2 separate regions of the Homo sapiens genome follow, and region 1 is linked to region 2. Evidence: chromatin contacts called from ENCODE Hi-C or POLR2A ChIA-PET data. All regions are on one chromosome and are shown on one strand. Each heading gives the region's core, a stretch centred on a gene start or an enhancer-like site at or near the end of the contact. The rest is flanking DNA. Distances are from core to core; before and after follow the strand shown. Region 1 has its middle 48 kb from the start of LMO4. Region 2 holds the start of LINC01140 (long intergenic non-protein coding RNA 1140).

Region 1 (5,907 bases), core at 349-2,848, 150 kb after region 2:
ATGGCATTGCAAACCCTTCTTGCCAAAAGAAAACACCACTCAATATCTCCCAGACAATTTTGCTCAGAGATTCTTGGATTCTACTTTTTCTAAGGCAGTTTGCACTAAAGTTAAATATTGGGAGAGTGGATGAGATTCAGTCCCCTCCTCCTAGATCATTGCTTTCTTTGTTGGCAATTTCTCTTTGTTCTATTTTAACATGAATAAAAGAGGGGAAGGGCGATTGGCCCCACGTCATTCACATTGTCTGTTTTCCATGGAAATAACTGTCAGGACTTCTACTGCATCTTCCTTTGCTTTTTAGCTTGCGCTCCATTTTTCTTTTCATAGGTTGACCAAAAAATATTGCCTGCAAGAGAATTCCGTAATGCCACCATATATCTAATATCTATGAGGCGTTTTGTTTTAGCGTTACTGGACTTAACCACAAAAGGCATTTGACATTGATAAAGAATCTGTCAAGTCTACCCTGATCAGTGCACTGAAATCACTCATGACAGGGAAGACACCAACTCCCCAAAGCAGTGGTAGATTAGGGGAAAAATGATCAGAAGCTTTGTCATTGTGAAGCCATCTCATGTTGGACCCTACACTGAGCCAAATGTGTTTTACTTGTCACACTCCATTAGCATGTGTGAAACAGTTGGGAAAATGGCCATATGATTAGACAGAAGGAAACCCAAATTCTTCATATCGGGACTTGTTACCACTGAATAATGTCTTTGCAGGAGGGATTGGTTTAGATTTTGTTAATTTCTTGTGTGATGAAAAATAAATGGCATTTATGGATAGACTCTACAAAAGTTGACCACAAACAGTCCCTCTAAATCTCCCCTGTGTTAAACATTTATAAAAGAAGATGTGTTGAAATCCACAATTTTACTGGCAAAACGGTCACTGATATCAGACTCCTAAAATTTGCTCCCTCAACACCTCCTCACCATGGGCACCAGGAGATTACATTTGCCCAGAGCTGAGCATCTTTCTATGGCTAAGAAAAAGCAGAGGACTGGTGTCAGATGAGGACTTCCCTCTGGAGTAATTCTTACCTGAACAAAATCCGAATTTATGTAGATATTTTCTGCTAAAAAATTGTTGTTGTTGCTTTGTTTGTGTTGAGAGAGAATGTCAGTGAAAAGATGACTTTAAGGATGAGAAGATAAGAAAGACTTGGATACAAAGGAAATTCCAGTAATGCTTAAAACACCATGACCTCAGCACTGTAAGGAAAGGACAGAGTAGGCGGTATTTTCCTCTTGGGGCCAATCTGTTGAAAACTCACATAGAATGAAAGAAAATCTATTATGGGAAAGAAAGATAGCTTTCTTGAATACTGCCTGTATAATTACATATGTATGAGTGTTACAATTCCTGAGAATGAAATCTCATTCCACATATGATTGGGGAATTATTAAATGTTGACTATTAAATATTTTAGTTAGTTTCACACTGTGTTTATTTCTCCAGAATGATGAATATGCAGATTTAAAATTGAATTTCTTCGTCCCAAGAAAATGATGAAGCCAAGTCCTTGACGATGTCTAGCTTTTACAGATGGGCCCTCAGACAGGGTGACTAACCACAGCAGGCAGCCCATGTGTCAAGAAAAACCACGCCACCTCCCACCTCTGTGAAGGAGGACCATTTAGATTGGGAAACTGCCCTAATTCTGATGATGGTCCCTGGGTATTTGTGCAAAACTATGGCCTGATTTAGTTACTGTGGGTAACAGTTACCCAGCCCAAAACCCAAGCACAGGCAGAAAACAGATATTATTTCTAATAGCAGGAAAGGGCAAGGACAAACAAAAGGGCACAGGAAAGAGGCTTCCGCCCCTGGACAGACCAGCGTGGTGGGCAGTAATTAGCACAAAACACCCACTCTGTGTTTTTCTTGAGCCTGTTCAGCTTGTCTGGCCCCCAGAGCTTCATAGTTGGTCCAAGAATTCAATGCAGTCCTCCCTTGTGACTACACAGAATGTGTTTGCAGTGTTGAAGGCCAGCCCAGGACTAATTTTGAAAAGTAAATCTGGGAAACAGCTTAATTTCATTTCCCTAGAGATTTTTCTGGGACAAAGTTAGAAGGGAAGACAAGTTGAATAAAATAGCAGTTAGAGGCAGAGGCTACTTTGAGCAAAAGTCTCCTACACTCTCCTTGCTCCTCAGTTCCTGTACTATGTAGGAAGTTTAATACGTTTTCAGTAAATGGTGGTAGTTTTTGATGCTACACTACAGTGTTTTACAACCCTTGTGATGCAGGTATAAACTGCAGGATCTTTAATTAAAGTGGTCTCTTAAATACTCAGAAGAAAGTCATAATCAAATGTACACAGGTGACTTGTGCTTCATAATTCTACACAAAGCACCTACTATGTGTTAGGCCTTGTGACCCATAGACTAGGCCTCCTAGTCCTGGGCTCTTACTACTACTACGCCACACACTGCTGTCTTGGTAGAACTGACAGAGCTAGTGACCCAAAGTCAATGCTGTTGACTTTGTAGGTCTCAAGTTAAAAACAGCAATTTTGGCAGAAACTCTAAAATAGGAATATAAGTGAAAGATGTACTTAACTTACCAAGAGGTGTCAGTATAGAGTCGTGTATACTGTAAGAGCATGAGCTTTGAAATGACATATTCTGGTTCAAACCCTGACTCTACTGTTTTCCAGTTAGTTTGTTACTTAATCACTCTCAGCTTCAATTTATTAATCTGTAAAATGGGTATAATAATACTTATTTTCTTACCATTGTTGTGAGGATTAAATGCATGTGAACAGCTGGCACAGTCAAAGCCAGATTAAGAGCTGGCCATCAGGGCAGCTGCCTGAGGGTCTATGGGTCCATGCTGAAGGGAGACCAAATACCCCAGGAATAAATTATAAACATGGTGCCAGTAACTCAGGTGTCTACACGTCATCCTGGCGAAATGGAATTGGCTCTGTCCTGCCGGAATAGACAGCCCCTTGGAATAGAGAAAAAAACTATCCTGATTGGCCAGTGTGGCTGAGTTGCATGGGACACATGCAGGTTCTGCCACCACCCAGCCTGAAGCTGGAAGTCATAGCCAGCTGAAAATCTAAAACCAAATGATGCCGGGCTTATGGCTGTATTCTGGAGAATTATGCTATTATCTAAATTAGAATCCTGATACTAGGCTTCCCAAACGGGGTTGTCTGCTTTTAAAGAATCATAACAGAAAACAAGAACAAAAACACGGGAAACATTCTGTCAACATGAAAGTCAGAGAAATTAGATTTTTAAGCAAAATTTGAACAAGATTTTACAACTCTATCAGTATGTTATCTTAATGCTTTGAAAAGAACACTATTCAGTTGTGAGAGTGAAATAAGTGAAATGGAAGGCAATTTTAATTAAGTCAAAATGTTTCAGTACATGAAATAAGTCTCTTATTTTGAACATCAAGATCGATGAATATGAATTATATTAACAGAAAATCAGTTTCTCTCACCCTCAGAAAACGACTGTTGGTCAATAGGATATTGGTTTGTAGTGACACCAAACGGTGAGCCAACCCAAGCTGCCCATATTCTGTCTGGCCCTGAGCGCAGTGCCTGCCACACAATGACTGTCAATAAGCATTTGCTATTAGAATATAAGCATTTGCAGTTACAGCAAATTTTAAAGGGTCTGATTATGATTTCCTGAGAAAATGTTGAGTAGGTGACTTGAGGATTTCAAACCTGTGACACAAAAACAAAGGAAGAAACATCTGTTTTAAGTGTGATTCTTGGAACTTCTTGGCTGGTGTGGCCCCTGCCTCTCCCATCCTTCTTTCCTCTACTCCTTTCTCCTTTATATTCTTCCTTGTCAGCTCCTGTCTCACTTCATGCTCTTCTACACAGGCCAAGCACCTGACACCTTGCATGGTGCAGGCCTCAGACGTGCCAGCTTTCTTCTCCCTTCTATTCTCCTCTTCTCCCCCTATCCCACCTTCCACAAAGTATAACAGTGATGGTTAATATTAAGCGTCAACTTGATTGGGTTGAAGGATGCAAAGTATTGTTTCTGGGTGTGTCTGTGAGGGTGTTGCCAAAAGAGATGAACATTTGAGTCAGTGGACTGGGAGAGGCAGACCCACCCTTAATGTGGGTGCGAACCATCCAATCAGCTGCCAGTGTGGCTAGGATAAAGCAGGCAGAAGGTGGGAGATGCCAACTTGCTGAGTCTTCTGGCCTTCATCTTTCTCCCATGCTGGATGCTTCCTGCCCTCGAACATCAGACTCCAAAATTGTGGCTCTTGGACTTTTGGACTTACAGCAATGGCTCTTGGGCCTTCGGCCACAGACTGAAGGCTGTACTGTCAGCTTCCCTACTTTCAAGGTTTTGGAATTGGGACTGAGCCACGACTGCCATTCTTGCTCCTCAGCTTGCAGAAGGCCTATCGTGGGATTTCACCTTGTGATTTTGAGTCAATTCTCCTTAATAAACTCCCCTTCATATATACACCTATCTTATTAGTTCTGTCCCTCTAGAGAACCCTAATACAATACTACTCACTACCCTGTAGAATAGTGAATGACTCAAGAGAAGGATCTTTCTTCTTTGAATTTCTGCATGAGACCTCTTGACAATGGTTTTATCTGGCTGTTCATGTAAGTGAAGTGAGGCTTGGTGGTAGAACGGTGGTGGCCTGGTGTCAGGAGGAGAGGGCTCTAGACCCACGCCTGCCTTAGCCAGCCAGTTCTTATTTAAATGTGGCAATTAAATGCATGTAAGAGGCAGATCTGGGCATTGAAATCTGCAGGAGCAACATAAGGAAGCTGGACTATATCTGTAGTGTTCAAACACTTTTAAAGGAGTAAAAACCTTTTTTACAAACACTATTTTTTGTGATATGCCTCTATACAGAGCAGATGTAGCAGGAGACATTCTGAAGAAGAACCGGGAGCTCAGAACTCATCAGCTCAACCTATTATGATCCGCCCTCCCCACCACTCCAGCTCCCCTCCCCCAACTCTTTGGTGGCTTCTCAGGAACTTTCAGGGAAATATCTGTGGACTAGATGATCTCCATGATCTATTTCTGGTCCCAGGTAACTTCCGTAGTGGGTAAGCTCCTTGAGGCAGGCATTGAAACTTACTTTTTCCAACTCCTGTTCCCACACGATCCCCTTAATGCTCAGCGAAATATTGGACACACATAAGCAGTTCATATTTATTTATCCTAGTCAACTTCCTGGTGATTAGAAAATAATTAGGAAAGTATTACTATATGCTTGTAGTTACACAGATTTAGCCTATTTATGCCAGTATTTTAGGGCTAGTTTAAGGTTTTAATTGTGAAATGATTAAAAAAAAAAACTGGGTGCAATTTCTTAGTAATGATACCTTTCACTCCCGAGTGTTCTGAGCATTGAATTAGTAGATATCTGCTGGGGTGGCTCTTGGTTCAGAGTTCCCCCATCTCTGGGACTGACACCAACAAGAGTTGCCATGGCTTTTTCCAAGCAGCGCAACCCTATCTTCTCCCCAAACCCTGCCTATGGTTTATTTGTCTAGGGATGGACACCCATCGAAAACAGGCCAATCAGAATCTTTCCCTGGGGTTTTCTGAATTGGAACCAAGAGAAGATTGCCTCTCTCCCTCTGATGGCAGCAGCCCCTGCATGCCGGATTCAGGGGCTTTCTGAGCTGTGATCCCCACCACATGAAGGCAGTCAGTCTGTGGAAGACAGCGAAGCCTTCCTCTGAGAAGAATGACAGAGAGTCATGGTGGTGTTTAAGCTTCACTTTCAAGTTGCTTCTGGGTCCCTGCTCTTATTCCTGATTATGGTCCAGTATCATTCTGAATCCCAGTGTGGCCTAAACTAGTTTGAATCAAGTTTCTGTCACTTACAACCAAAAGAATCCAGACTAATATAAGAGTCTTGCCTTCTTTGTGTTTCTTA
Region 2 (5,480 bases), core at 647-3,146:
ATGGGGCTGCATTCTTCTTTTTCTTAGAACACAGAGGTGTTGTTTGGGCAAGTGGTAGCCTAGAACTGAACCAGTAGATACTGGGGATGCAAACCTGAACAAGACTCTCATTCAAAGAGCTCACAGTACCTTGAGGAAGCAGACAGATATACAGAGTATTCTAACACGTGGGGACAAGGTGTACAGGACATCTCTATGGGTACCCACCCAGATGGGACTGGACAGTGGGGAATCAGAAGCTTTCTTGGGGATGATGTCTAAATGAGTCTTGAAAAGTGGAAGGGGTTGGGATGAGGGTGTAAAGAGTGAGAAGGCACTGAAGGTAAACAGAACTGCAAGATCAAAATCATGGAGGATGAAGGAGCATGGTCCAAGAGCTCTCAGGGAAGACGTGGAGATCCTGTGGGGGCTCCCCACTTCATGTTGTTGCAGTTGAAGACATTTTCAAGTATGAGCAGTTATTCAAATATGAACTAAGCGGGTGATACCCATTCCCTTCCCCAGTGACCAAGACTGGAGGGCTTGAGAACTCCAAGTTCCCAGCATGATGCTTGGCGTTTGAATGCTACTTTCTTCCCCTTCCTCACTTCCTCCTGCCCTTTGATTTTTAATATGAAAACATTTTAATATGAAAACATAAAATATATACATCTGTGTATCTTTCATAACATTCAAAAAAGAGCTAAAAAATGTGAAGTGAAGGGTAATAGCATGATGCTTTGGCCATGGTCGGCTCCCCATGATTTTGTGTCCCCGCTTCTGGGCTGGCTTCTTACAGCGGATTGCAGCTGTGCCCCAGCAAGAAGCTGGCCTCTCTGGATCAATCACTCCAGAAGCGCAGAGGAAAGGGGAGCTTGCCTCAGTAAGCAAAAGTCACCATTATCTGATTATCTTTAGGGATTCCCTACTATCTGGATAGCTAGTCATGACTAGAGAAGATTCTGCATGGAGACAATATATCATTTATTTGGCTTTTATTTTTACTGAATTCAGTGCTCATGGAAAGTGGCACATTGACAACGCTGCTTCCTAGCATGACATCACATAAATAAGTTTGAAGATACTGCTTAATAAGAACCCTTTAAAGATAAGAGAAATGGTAGAAAGAATTGAAGGATGCTGTTTCCTTTTTAATATCTGCCATGAATCATAGTCCAGAGAGAAGACAGCCGAGGCATGCAGGGACAAGACACTAGCACAGGGGTCAGGAGATGGGCATTCACAGTGGGTACAGCTCAGATCCCTGCCTTTGCTTTGGCCTGAGGCTGGGCAGACAGGGACATGGAAAGCTATGGGGCTGGTCTGAAGGGTAGGGTGGGGTGGTTAAGCCTTTGCTGGCACATGGCTTTGCAATCTTGTACACTGAATAAATCCATCAGAGCACTGCATCCACTCACCCAATTAGCCTGCACCTCATGAACACCTATTGTGAGGCCAGCACCATGGGGAAACTGAAAGAACCAGATATTCTACCACCATGGAGGAATGACCTCACCCTGGGTAGTAACTCTTCCCTTCTGCTCATCTACCCAAAGGTAAAAGAAAGTGCAAGTTTCCTAGTTTACATTGTGTTTCTTGAGGGAGAAAAGGCTCTTGGTAAAACAATGCCTTATTCCTTTCGTTTGGAAGTTCTTTCTGCAGAATACAGCTCAACTGGGGGTCCCCAAAAGGCCCCTGAATAATTTAAAAAAAAAAAGAGGTGGTGTCAGGCAAGGGCTTTAGGACGTAGAAGGTCACTTTTGGTTGTTGTCCTGTTGATCCAACTGCTTTACTAACTGGAGCTATTGCTCAAGCTGGAGGGTGAGGGAATGGGTGGGGCTGAGGCTGGGAGTTGCTCAGTAGTTGACCCCAAGTGATCTTGTTTGAGGAAAACTCCTGTGATCCCCCATCAGAATATTTTGAAAGTGGAAGAGTCTGCTGGCGGGAAGGGAGAAGAGTGGGAGGAGGAAATAAGCAACAGGCAGCTTCCTTTCTTGACAGATGGAAAATAAAGGGCCTGTGCACAGCTCGGCGAACTGCTCCGTGGACCTCCCAGCGGGGCTGCTTTCTGAGGTGATGGTCTCCTCGCTCCTTAGCCAGCCTGGTGGAGCCAGCTACTGACGTTGGAAAGGAGTTGGAGGATGGAGGTTTGTGGCCGGCAAATGAGAGGTGTCGGGGAGGGAGAAGAGAAAAGCAAGCGGGCTGAGGAAAAATGTAAGGGAGGGAGATGGTTCTTCGATGAAACCTCTGGCCTCTTTTAAACCATAAAGAGGTCTGGCTGGTTTGATTCCAGTCCATAAAATGGCTCAGTAGGATCTTAGGGATTATTTAGCTCAAACCCCTGAGAGGTGAGGAAACTGAGGCCCAGAGGTCCCACTTGCCTTTGGTCATGGGGTGAGTATGTAGCCCAGCAGGGTCCCAGCTCCTGTGAGCTGCGATTCATGGTGTTATCTTTGCTGGGGAGGCCTGAAGTTCCTTTAGCTTGTCCATGTGAAACAGAGGAAGAGCCCACAAGGAACGCATTCATCTCAGAGTTAGGTGACCTTGGCTTTGGGATCTAGTTGCTCATTACTTCCACTTTCCTTGCCAACATCTTTCCTAAGCCTTCCAGATCAGGGCACAGTACCACTCCCTTGCTGCCAGACAGGTGGCCTGTCGTGTGGGCAGGAAGGGGAGTTCAAGGCAAGCAAGGCCCACTGTGAACCCCCTGCTAGAAGTGCTCTCCCCTTCCTTCTTTTGGAGGTGGCAGTTACTAGGCAGCATGACCCAGAGGAGGAGATAAGCTGCCTCTGATAGGAAGGTTTTATCTTTGAGGTTATTGCAAATATGCCTGACTTCTTCATCTGGTTCTGTCCGGATCTGAACTGGTAGCCAGATAAACTGTTGGCGGTCCCATTTCATGTATTTATCAAGTCTAAACAATTGTCAGGAGGCAATTATCCCCCAGGAAGCCAATGGCAGATAAATAGTGTCCCGCAGTCTGGTTCCAGCCATGGAATCTGTAAGTTGTCCCTCCTTGCCCTGTGCAGATTTTCTCCTCTGTCCCTGCTGCCCTAAATTTTAAAGGAGGTTTGATGTTCCAACACGTTTGCTTTGGTGTTCTTTGCCCACAGCCCCAAATAAAATCTAATGGTTTTTATAGGTGGATAAATCCTTTTTAAAGGCTCTTTTGTTATCACCATGGGGTTTGTGAGCACTAAAACTGGATTTTAAGGGATCAGTGAAACCTTAGAATCACGGTTTGCTGTATCTGGAAGGAACCATGACCACTTGGTACAGACCCTTCAAGCGGTAGATGAAGAGGCCAAAGCACGAAGGGATTTGATGGCTTGTGAAGGCAACGTGCTCTTCAGAGTCGGGCAGACGTGCAGCTGAAGCTTGGTCTGGCCACTGATCTGCTGCCCGGCCTTGGGTAAACTCCTGGAGCCCCTATTTCCTTATTGATTACATGGAGATACCAATCCAGACTGCACAGTATTGTGAGAGGTAGTAAAACTGTTTCCCTCTGGTCGAGGTCAAACAGACAACTGGGGGGCAGAGCTAATGCCAGAACCTTAGTATCCTGGCTCCCAGGTCTTTATCCTTTCCATTATTCTGCAGGAGGTCTTCAGGCTACTGTTAAATAAAAAGTAAAGCTTCTACTTCGTTCCACCCAAAATTCTAGTTCAGTGTTTCCCAGACAGAGCACCTCCAGCGGGTCTGAGGCTCAGTTCTATGTGGAGACTCATGTTTATACGATGACAGCATCTATATTTTTTCTGGATGAACTAATAATCGACTGGCCATTGTATTTAGGAAAAACCAGACATCACCTCATGGACGTCTCATTGAAGGGGACCGTCAGTTATTCCATTCATTCTGGCAAATTTTCTTTTTAGCTTTGGTTGCAGCAGGAAGAGAGAGACGTCTGGGGGGCTTTTTGCCTGTTGGAAGGGCATCACTCGTCCACAGCTGGAGCCCCTGGGATGACCCATCCCAAGGTCCCAGCCTAAGTCTGAGGTTCCAGGGCTGGTCGCAGGCCGTCCTTGCAGCCCTCGCCAGAGCGTTGTCTGCACCTCCGACACTAGGTGGCGCCATAGGAACATCCTCGCGGCCCGAGGCGCGGTCGCAGCCGGGGAGCACTCGCCACGGTGCTGTGGAATTCTCTGGTTTTTCACGCAAGGTCAGGCGTCCTGCTGGCGCCCTCTCGCCACCCTGCCCTCCCGTCAGAAGCCCGGCTCCTCGCCGGGGAAGGCCGGATGCTGGCCCGCCGGGACCTGGGACTTGTGCCACATGGAGTGTCGGGAGTCTCCATTGCCGCGAGTTCTACACCACAGGGCCAGGCTGTTTGCTCCCCATCGGTCGCTGCCCCCAGCACCCTGTTGTTATTAAGGACTCATTTGCTTGGAGCGGCATCATTACAAGGGTGTGGGGTACTACATATACTCCCTATTTTTCTATTTTCGAAAGGCTGCAGGCGCGATGCACAGTGCGCTTGCACGGTGGGGCCTAGTGCTAGCCCGAGGAGCGGACGGGGGCCGGGCAGGGGCGGTGGGCGCCGGCCTCGTCTCGGTGCTGCTCGGTCAGGCTGTCCCGGCGCGGCGGCCTCGGGAGGCCCTGCCGTCCTTCACCCCTGGAGGCGGGCTGGGGGGCGGGTGCGGGGCGCTTCCCCTCCTCAGGGCCCTCAAACCGCAAGGGGGTTTCCGCTTCCCAGTCGATGGTCGTCCTCTCCCATCCCCGGCTGCATCTCCATTTACCCGTCGCCCATTTCCTTTGCCCATCCAGGCTCCTTGGCTCCACTGGGGTCTCCGTTCCCTTCTCCCGGTCCCCCCTCCAGGTCGCGGCTCCTTTGTCCAGGACTACGCAGGGGCTTGACCCCAGGGCGCTGGTTTAGGCCGGATCTGGGGTCCCTTGTCACTCCCAGGCTTCTTCCACTTCCGAATTCTGGAGAACCGGGAATCAAGCCCTGCGCGTTCCTCTTCTTCCTCCTTCGTGCCGAAAGCACGCTTCATGTCTGCCAGGGCATCAGTTCTGAAAGTGAGCGGAGAACAAGGAGTTTCTTTTTCTTCCCCAGAAGTTGCCTTTTGTAAGGACTATGTCTGCGCCAGGGCTTGATACATGTTGCTACTCCTGGGAGTGTGAGACTGGGAAGCTGATGGAAATGTCAGCATTAGCTTTAATGGTGAGGCCAAAGGGAGGATGGACCCAGCATCAAGCCTGGGTAGAGGAGAACGGGAGAGGGAGGACCAGAACCAGGGGCCGCCTGTTCACTGCCTTGAGGTGTCTGAATCCTGCCTTTGCTGTTTGTGAGCTCTAGCACTATGGGTAAGTTGGTTAACTTTTTGAGCCTCAGTTTCCTGTTCTGTCAAGTGGGAATACAACTTCCTAGCTCACAGAGTTGTGGTGAGGATTATGAACTATTATGCATCTACAGTGTCCTCCTGGCAAGTGAAAAGGCTCAGTAAAGGGTAACTGTTATCATGGTCCAGTCTAAACTTCCGTGCTAGCCCTTCACCAAATTG

What was found. Hi-C counts contacts between places; a loop is a spot of excess contacts on that map. ChIA-PET counts read pairs that join two places held with the same protein, here RNA polymerase II (POLR2A). Pooled maps may share reads with other maps.
Region 1: a map of heart right ventricle shows a loop between it and region 2 (2.6-fold over the local background). The contact joins the enhancer-like site here to the promoter of LINC01140 in region 2. A Hi-C loop is called at or near these places in 28 of 168 maps with a recorded cell type or tissue (A673, GM11168, HCT116 and 16 more), 20 of 37 single-sample maps with no recorded cell type and 22 of 50 pooled maps. POLR2A ChIA-PET finds 5 or more read pairs at or near these places in 1 of 52 experiments (AG04449).

The regions. Positions count from the first base shown.
Region 1 is chr1:87,277,758-87,283,664 of GRCh38, forward strand. No RefSeq gene overlaps it. Among named protein-coding and RNA genes, the nearest start is that of LMO4, 48 kb to the right of the region's middle. Within about 2 kb of position 1,599, at least 6 of the 41 ENCODE cell types and tissues checked have a DNase peak (open chromatin) inside an H3K27ac peak, as active enhancers do; they include heart right ventricle, where a contact is called at or near this core.
Region 2 is chr1:87,127,869-87,133,348 of GRCh38, forward strand. LINC01140 (long intergenic non-protein coding RNA 1140) reads left to right here and starts at 1,897. Exons shown (of 3, transcript NR_026989.1): 1 at 1,897-2,126.